2 separate regions of the Homo sapiens genome follow, and region 2 is linked to region 1. Evidence: chromatin contacts called from ENCODE Hi-C or POLR2A ChIA-PET data. All regions are on one chromosome and are shown on one strand. Each heading gives the region's core, a stretch centred on a gene start or an enhancer-like site at or near the end of the contact. The rest is flanking DNA. Distances are from core to core; before and after follow the strand shown. Region 1 overlaps ARHGAP15 (Rho GTPase activating protein 15). Region 2 overlaps ARHGAP15 (Rho GTPase activating protein 15).

The links. A loop is a pair of places that touch in the nucleus more often than their neighbours do. ChIA-PET counts read pairs that join two places held with the same protein, here RNA polymerase II (POLR2A). Pooled maps may share reads with other maps.
Region 2: a loop to region 1 is called in a map of ascending aorta, with 4 times the contacts of the local background. The contact joins two enhancer-like sites. A Hi-C loop is called at or near these places in 1 of 168 maps with a recorded cell type or tissue (ascending aorta) and 4 of 50 pooled maps. POLR2A ChIA-PET finds 5 or more read pairs at or near these places in 1 of 52 experiments (PC-3).

What each region holds. Positions count from the first base shown.
Region 1 is chr2:143,260,824-143,264,928 of GRCh38, reverse strand. All of the region lies in intron 6 of ARHGAP15 (Rho GTPase activating protein 15), which reads right to left. Among named protein-coding and RNA genes, the nearest start is that of ARHGAP15, 130 kb to the right of the region's middle. Within about 2 kb of position 1,733, at least 10 of the 41 ENCODE cell types and tissues checked have a DNase peak (open chromatin) inside an H3K27ac peak, as active enhancers do.
Region 2 is chr2:143,478,596-143,482,700 of GRCh38, reverse strand. All of the region lies in intron 8 of ARHGAP15 (Rho GTPase activating protein 15), which reads right to left. Among named protein-coding and RNA genes, the nearest start is that of ARHGAP15-AS1, 300 kb to the left of the region's middle. RefSeq lists enhancers at 402-1,162, 1,392-1,905. Within about 2 kb of position 1,685, at least 2 of the 41 ENCODE cell types and tissues checked have a DNase peak (open chromatin) inside an H3K27ac peak, as active enhancers do.

The DNA of each region.
Region 1 (4,105 bases), core at 484-2,983:
ATGGCACCACCTGCATGTTCTCTACAAGCCTCTATGGAGCTAGTGCTTGGTAATTAATTATTAGAAGCTGACACCAAGAACTGTGGTCTCATTATCTTTTTTCCAAGGTCCGTTAATACCGGTTGAACTTGACTTTCAAATATGTCACCATTTCTTGTAAAAATCAAACTACTGTATTTGTAGACATATTACTTGTATCAATTAGCTATTGCTCTGTAACAAACCGGCCCAATATTTAGTGGTTTAAAACTGCCACTGTTTGCAGACAATCAGGAATCTGGGCCTCACTCAGATATTCTCATAGGGTGATATGACCACAAGCCCGGGACTGTCATTACTAGATAAGTTAGTAGATTGGACAATAGGAGTATTTCTGAATGTCATTCATATACCAGGGTGGCTATTCATAACTACCAATGCCTGCAGCAGGTCCAGGCTGTCATGTGAGCTCCTTGACTCTTGGGAATATGATTCAGAAAATTTAGTGAGAAAGTGAAATATAATATTACTGTGGAGTGTGTGGTAGGTTATACTAACAGCCTCACAATGAAAGTCTTTAAGGTTCTGGAGGAAGGCCTTACCTTCCACAGCAAAAATATCCTTCCCATTTGAAAAGTAGCTTCTGGCCTATTGCTGGGTCAGAATAGAGAAGGAATATCTAATTATATGACATCAGACAACTCTATGGCTTCAGCTTCTCATGATGACCTGGGTATTTTTGAATTCACTGAATCATAGAGTGGACAACAATCCATGGATTGAAATGCTATATTCAGAATTTGGCCTAAACAGGTCTAGAGGGATTAAGAAAGTTCCATGAACAGATGGCTCAAATTCCCATTTTTCTTGTCACTGTTAACACTGGTGCCTCTCCCTGAGTTCACCCCTAGGGCTTCATGGAGATGCTTGAAGCCAGCTGATGAATGATGAAAAAAAACCTCAAGCCTGATTCATGGATGGGTTAGCTCAGTATGTTGGTGAGCACAAAAAAAAAAAAAAAAAAAAAAAAAAAAAAAAAAAAGACTGCAGCTTCACCGTAGACCCACCCAGTCATCTTATAGGACTGTGGTGAAGAGAAATCCTCCCACAGGACAGAGAGGCAAGCAGCCATCTTGAGAGGAGGGTAGCCTGAGGTTAGAATATAGACTGATTTCCAGGCAATGGAAGGTGACTTTTCCTGCTCTTTAGAGGCCTGGAAGGAGACAGTCTGAAAGATTAGAAACAAGAAGCCTGGGAAATGTTAGAAGATTCATAAGAATGTATCCAGAGCATGCAGATCCTTGTCTACATCTACCAGAGGGTAAGCCAATGTACCAGATGACTGGTCAGTTGAAGTTCTTTAGCCTCTCTTTAGTCACTTACAACATGCACAATAGGCCCATGAGTGGAGTGGCCATGTGGCAGAGATGGAGATGCTGCACACACTCAACATCATGGCTTTTTCTCCCCAAGGCTACCTACCACTGATTACATGATCTTCCAGCAGCAGAGGCAGATACTGACCCCTTCAGGACAAACCAGGTGTTTGACAGCAAACTGACAACATCAGACCCCTTCCATCCTTGGGGGAACAGTGATTCATTCTATGGGTTTGCTTTCTCTGATTATGGTGTCTCTGCCTGCCCTACCATTCCAGATCTTTAAGAATGCTGAATTAGCAATGTGGGGTGATTCATGATCTTGCCTGAAATCAAGGAAATGAGGGAAATGAAACACCAGGCACGTGATCTTAAGATCTGCCGTTCTTACTAAATGTCACATCACTTGGAAGAAATCAACCTGATCTAATAATGAAGTGGCCTCTTAAAGTGTCTGCTTAGGTAGTAGTTTGGAGACAGGATCCTGTTTTTTGGGGGTTCAATATTCCAAGTTGCAGTATATTCACTGAATCAATGCATGGCACACCATTGATACATGATGTTACATGACATGGTGTCTCCAGTAGGTGGAATATGTGGGTCTAAGGACCAAAAGGTAGGAGTAAGAGTAGCCCCCGTAGTAACCTATCTGCAGCATGTATGCTTCTGGGTTTTGCAACTTTGGCTCTGCTGAATTAGATATTCTTATTCTTGGGATACGGGAGAGTTCTGCTTCTAACAGGGATTAGTAAGTATCATGAACTCAAAGCTGTGACCACTGCATGGTAACTATGGATACTCATGATGTGTACAAGAGGGCAACTAAAATAGCTACTATATTCATGGGGATAGCTGACCCTAATTATAATGAGAAAGTAAGGTTGCATATGCACAGCAGCAGGAGGAAGAATGAATCTGGAAGTCAGATGATTCAGTGAGATGTCTTGTGGTACATCTAGGCCTGATGAGAGCAGTGAACTGTCAACTACAGTGAACAGGGCGTGACAAAGTAAAAAAAAAAAAAAAAAAAAAAAATCAAAGGTTCAGACCCCGCATATACAAAGGTCCGATTGACTCCTTCAGACAAACAAAACCGACTAAACTCCTCCTGGCTGAGGATGAGGAAAATCTAGAATGAGTGAAGGTGGTAGATGATAAATATCAAATATGGCCTCATACACAGTTGCAGTGGAGGAGTGGAGCTTTTTTATTTTTATTTTTTAAACAAAAACATTTTTATTAGCTCTTTTGTAGAGATTGAGGCCAGCCATCATTTTGAAGACATGGCAACAGATTAGATTTAACATGAGATAAGTAAATTTGAATATTGCAAGCGGTAAATTGCATCAGATGCTTCCTGTGCCCTGCTTCACATCCTCTTAGCTGTGTGGGTGTCACTACAGCTGCAGCTGGTGCAACAGTTCTGTGTGGACTTCAACTCCTTTGTACTGACTGCATCTTGCCTCAGCACGCGTTACACATCTTTTACTATCTGCTGTGGATATTTCCTGGTTCTACAGGGTAGGAAACCTGAAAGAGCCTTCTTGACACGCCCACCCATGAACAGCCTGAAACTCAAGATCTAAAGACATTATCCCCACCCAGAGGCAACCAGAAACCAAAGGCTCAGGAGCTAATGAACAAATGCTTCATCTTGTCTATCCTTGGGTGGAAAATTCTGGCAAGTTGTCCTAGCTACCCTATGACCAACTCAATAATGGGTTCTGCATTGGCTTTTCTTCCTTCTGTTTCACTCTTGCTAGTTCTTAATTTCTGCTTTCTTCAATCAAATAAACTGCTTGCACACAATTCCTAGTCTCAAATTTTTCTTTCAGGGGAACCTAGCCTAAGCCAGAAGGCAAATATGATGAAACTATTTGCTTAAAAAGATTTGAAACTAGATTCCTATGAACGAAAAGGGTCGGCCAGGCACCGTGGCTTAGGCCTGTAATCCCAGCACTATGGGAGGCCAAGGCTGGTAATCACCTGAGATCAGGAGTTCGAGACCAGCTTGGCCAACATGGTGAAACCCCGTCTCTACTAAAAATATTAAAAAAAAAAAAAATTAGCCGGGTGTGGTGGTGGGTTCCTGTAATACCAGCTACTCAGGAGACTGAGGCAGGAGAATTGCTTGAACTCAGGAGACGGAGGTTGCAGTGAACCAACACGGTGCCACTGTACTCCACTCAAGCCTGGGTGACAGAGTGAGACTCCGTCTCAAAAAAAAAAAAAAAAAAAAAAAAAAGGTCATTCCTCCAAGATACAGCTGTCACTGTCATAAAATTTAGCATAAACAAATACACCATCAAATGCCCCACTATAAAATGTAACATCCAGCAATTACATAGTAAAGGATTTAAGGTGACATCATTCATTACAGTATATGAATGATCCTCCTGACTAAATGGGAATTTAGTGTTAAGTAGCTGTAAAAGCTGCCAAAGAGCAAATGTTATTGAAACAAACATTAGCAACTTATGACTAAAACCTAGGGCATCCTGACCATAGCTACAAGGTTTACTATCTCTATTATGGAGCCATTAGAAACCACCACAGGGTTGTATCCAAGTCTATTAGGAGAATAATTTAGTTGAAATTTTATACTTACAGATGAAAGAGACAGGGATATAATCATTATCGATTTTACTTTCTTTGCAAGGTTTTATTGTTGTTGTTGTTCATATCCTTCCTAAATGTGAGTAGAATGGAGAACAGAGGAAGGATGGGGAATCGAGCCATCTTCCTAG
Region 2 (4,105 bases), core at 436-2,935, 220 kb before region 1:
GGTTTACAAATCTGATTTTAACAGCCAAACTTATAAAACAGTTTACGCTTTTCTGTTGTCAAGGGAGAAAAACTTGCCAAATTGTTCATTTTAAGTAAATACAACATAACCAATTAAGGAAAGCAAAATTTAAACACATGCCTGTGATAATCGGGACATAGTTTGCTTCTGATTTCACTACTGATTTTAACAGAACAGTGTTCCTTCCATTTTCCCACAGCACCCAAGTGACCCCACACATACTTTTAGAAACTTGTAATCACACAGTGCAAATAAAAGGACACTTTACTGGAAAATACACAGTGTGGTACAATAATCCATCATTTATGAAAAATAGAATTCAGCCTTTTCTTTTCCCTCAGAGATTCAACTACTTTTTGAGGGTGAAGCTTCCTGCAGTTTAAAGATTTATGTTAAGCCAACGAGTAGTTTTTTTTTTCCATTCCCACTTTGAGTTTTTATTTGAAAATAAATAGAGCCAAAAGAGATATGGGTTTAAACTCTGAAATATTTAATCTGATTTGCATAAGAGACTAGAGCAATCACTCTTAATCCTAGGTATTTTTACCTCCATAAACATTAACCTTAACCTGAAATGTACTAGCTTTCCAGGTATTCTAGAATTTACTTATATTTCCTTTATGTTTTCCTCTGCTTTTCCCATTGGAGATCTTTTCTGTCAAGCCTGAACAAATAGAATGCTTTTCAAAGACTGAGAATTTTCAATAACAATAGGCAATTCAAATCTCAACACACAGGCCAAAGGCATTAGCTTTAAATACCATTCTTAACCAGTTGAGAGACTTAATTGGTGCTAAAACTGCTCTCACCAGAGGGGAGTTAGAATTCTGGGCTTTCTAAGATGTTAGGATAGTGGGCTTTCTAAGATGATCTTCAGTTAATAGTATTACATATGAGAATAGGCATTAGCCCAACACAAGTGTTATACCTGACACAGCTATTGTGCTATTAAAAATCACCTCTAGAGCTACGAATGCTTACTGTAAATGGGTGCCCTTAGTATACTTATTTTCTCACTTTAGTAACAGGAAGGGGAAACAATGCCCTCTGGATGGACGACGAATATCTACTCCCATTTAGGGTATGGGAACCAAAAAAGAAAACCCCCAAATCTTCCAGAATTCAACGGTTTGGATAATATGATCCAAAATTGTGCATCTGCCAGAACATCTCTTTCTGGGGACCTTATTTTGAAATACCTTCTTTTCCTGCCAAACTGCTGTTCTCGCGGTATTCCCATGTTACAATTACATGTTGTTATTATTTTTTTTTTGAAATTTGGAAGTGCTGGGACAGCCAACATTTCAGAAATGTTGCTAAAGGAAAGTGGAGTCATTATACTTCAGAAAAGCTATTACACACAGCTTTCTACACTACTTGTTCTCACTTTATCGGTGAGGTTTGACATTGAGATCAACATCAGTGTAGGTAGATAGTTTTGTTAGCAGCTAGGAGCTCTAAACATTTCAATTCAATTCCAAAAGGACATCAAGGGCAAAGCTGGCAACAGTAGCTTTAGTGCCATCATCTTACCACTCTGCAGTATTCAGAGCAGGAAATCAAAGAAAAAAAAAAGACAAAATAAGGTTTTGTCAGGCTCTTAATCCCCAGAGGTTCCAAAACTCTTCTCACACCATCATAGGGATTACATAACAAAGTACTGAATTATCTCCACTCACATTTTCCAACACAAACTTCTTGTATTGGAATTACCCTGCTTAACTACTTTCCAAATTACATAAATAAGAGCACCTTATCCCAAATTGATTGAAAAAAAGAAATCAAGTTTATTACATTTCTTTCCAGCCTCCTGTTTATTCCTTTCCAGGGCATTCACGCTTGTGCTAATTCATGGGGCTGTAATAAATACTGCTTTGCCTTCCCCCGCCTGTGGTTTCAGAGCTCCCAGAACTTTGCACATAACTCCCTATGTCAGAGTGGGCAGAAAGGGTAAGTTTGGGCTTAATGTACTGTTGGTCATTTAATATCTCTTTTTTTCACTTGCTCAGTGTAAATAGAAGTCATAATTTCAAACCCCAACTTGCAGCCTGAAAAACTAAGTTATTGAAACTTTAAGTGACTTGCTCAAAACACAAATCATGATTAAATCTGGAAATAATTGAAAGAGGGAATGCTGGGCACTTTAACTGCAGTGCTCAGTTTTAACCACTTAATTCCCACTTAGACATTGTGGAAATACAAAATAGACAATTAGATTCATAACAGAAGGGTGTGTACTCATCATCTATTCCATGATTAATATTCATGCTATCTACCCATTTAAGGAGAAGTGAAAATTCATACAATTAAAATGTTTACTTTTAGACTGCATTATCAACTTTAAGTAGTTAAATCTAACCACATTTTTGCATTTTTGATATCAGTGAACAGCTGGCGTCTACTGTCAATTCAGCCATAGGAAAATTTCATGGCTACTTTTCTCAGGAATTTATGTATCCATGTCTTCTACTTCTAATGCATTTGTCTATGATGTAAATTCTTCACTGTCTTTTCATGTATAGACTTAGTATTTTTATTTTGCTCGTAATACATCTTAGGTGTATCTACATTGATAATGTATTTCTATAGTGTAAGGCAGGGTGTTTTGTTTAAACTCTTTTTGTTATAGCACTTAGCATAGCTTTGGGTTTCATAGTGAGTACTTTTAATGGTAATAATGATGATTGATAACTTCAATCCCATACTGCAAATATTAAGTATACCATCACAATGTTTAATTTCCCTTCCACTATAGATTTATCTGGTTTCCTTTTATAAGCCAGAGTTTAATGACTTTTTTTTTTTGCGTCACAGGTTATGAAAATACTACATTTTCAGAAAAACAATAAAAAGAGGGAAAATATACCTAAACAGCAAAACCTATCTTGTATGTAGAGAAACACAATGACATTTTTTTTTTCCTTAAAACAAAATGAGATACAGTGTAAAATGTAAAGATTCAGATCATTTAGACATTCTTCTATTGATTATATATTTTAACTGGGCTTCTTATGACTTGATATAGTGTCAGTAAAACTTTGTCACTTGAGAGCTGTTCAAAACTTTGATAAATTTGCTAATAAAGTAAGTGGTTATTGAGCTAAGGCAGTAGCTGATATTGAAAGCTGAATTACTAAAAAAAAGAAGAAAATATCATAGGGCATCAATCCACACAAAGGGCACTGTGAAGCAGAAATATGTTTTCCATGAGGAAAGATTGTATATTAAATACAGGAATGGGTTCTCTTCTAGTGATAGAAAACAGGCCACAGCCAAATCAAATGAGAAGAGCCTTAAATATAAATGTGAACATCAGTCCATAAAAGAGAAAAAAAAAAAACCCCAAAAAGAGTTGTAGGCGTGGTAATTCCACCAGAGAGGTGATAGCCTCTGCCTTCTACGAAATTAACACTTAGATTTCCGCAAAAAAGTAAGTCAAGTTGGAGAATAAAACACATGCATATATAAGAATATTGGATATTTCAGTACTGATGTATGGACTCAGATTCTGAACCATCATTAGCAGTATTTCAGTTGAGTGGCATTTAAATACTCTTTCCATGTATACATACATAGTGAGAGCTACCACTGTATATCATATGTACGTATTTGTTTGCACATTTGTAAAAATGCCTGTAAAGATACATTCTCAGCAGGTATAGAGGGGAGTAACATATAGTAATTTTGAGGCTTCTTCTTTAAATCTCTAAATTCCTGGACTGTGTGTTACAATGTATCTTTAGTAAAGAATATGCTATAATGTATCCTTAATTTTCCAAACAAAATTTTCAGCCAGGACAGAAAAACATACATGACATGTGCAGATAGTTTGAGAAATGTCTTAAAGCCAAATAATCAATAGTTAAGAAGTGGGAAAATGTTTCTTAGATTATAAGTTATACATAATTCTTCTAAAATAGTCTTAATTTCCACTTTTGCTAGACAATCGGATTATTCTAATGTCATATTTATAATAATGACTAATATTTTGAAGTTATTTGCTATATAATAAGGAATTTACTAAGCACATTGATCTCATTTAATCCTTATCAATATGGTAGGTTCCATTATTATCCATTTTACA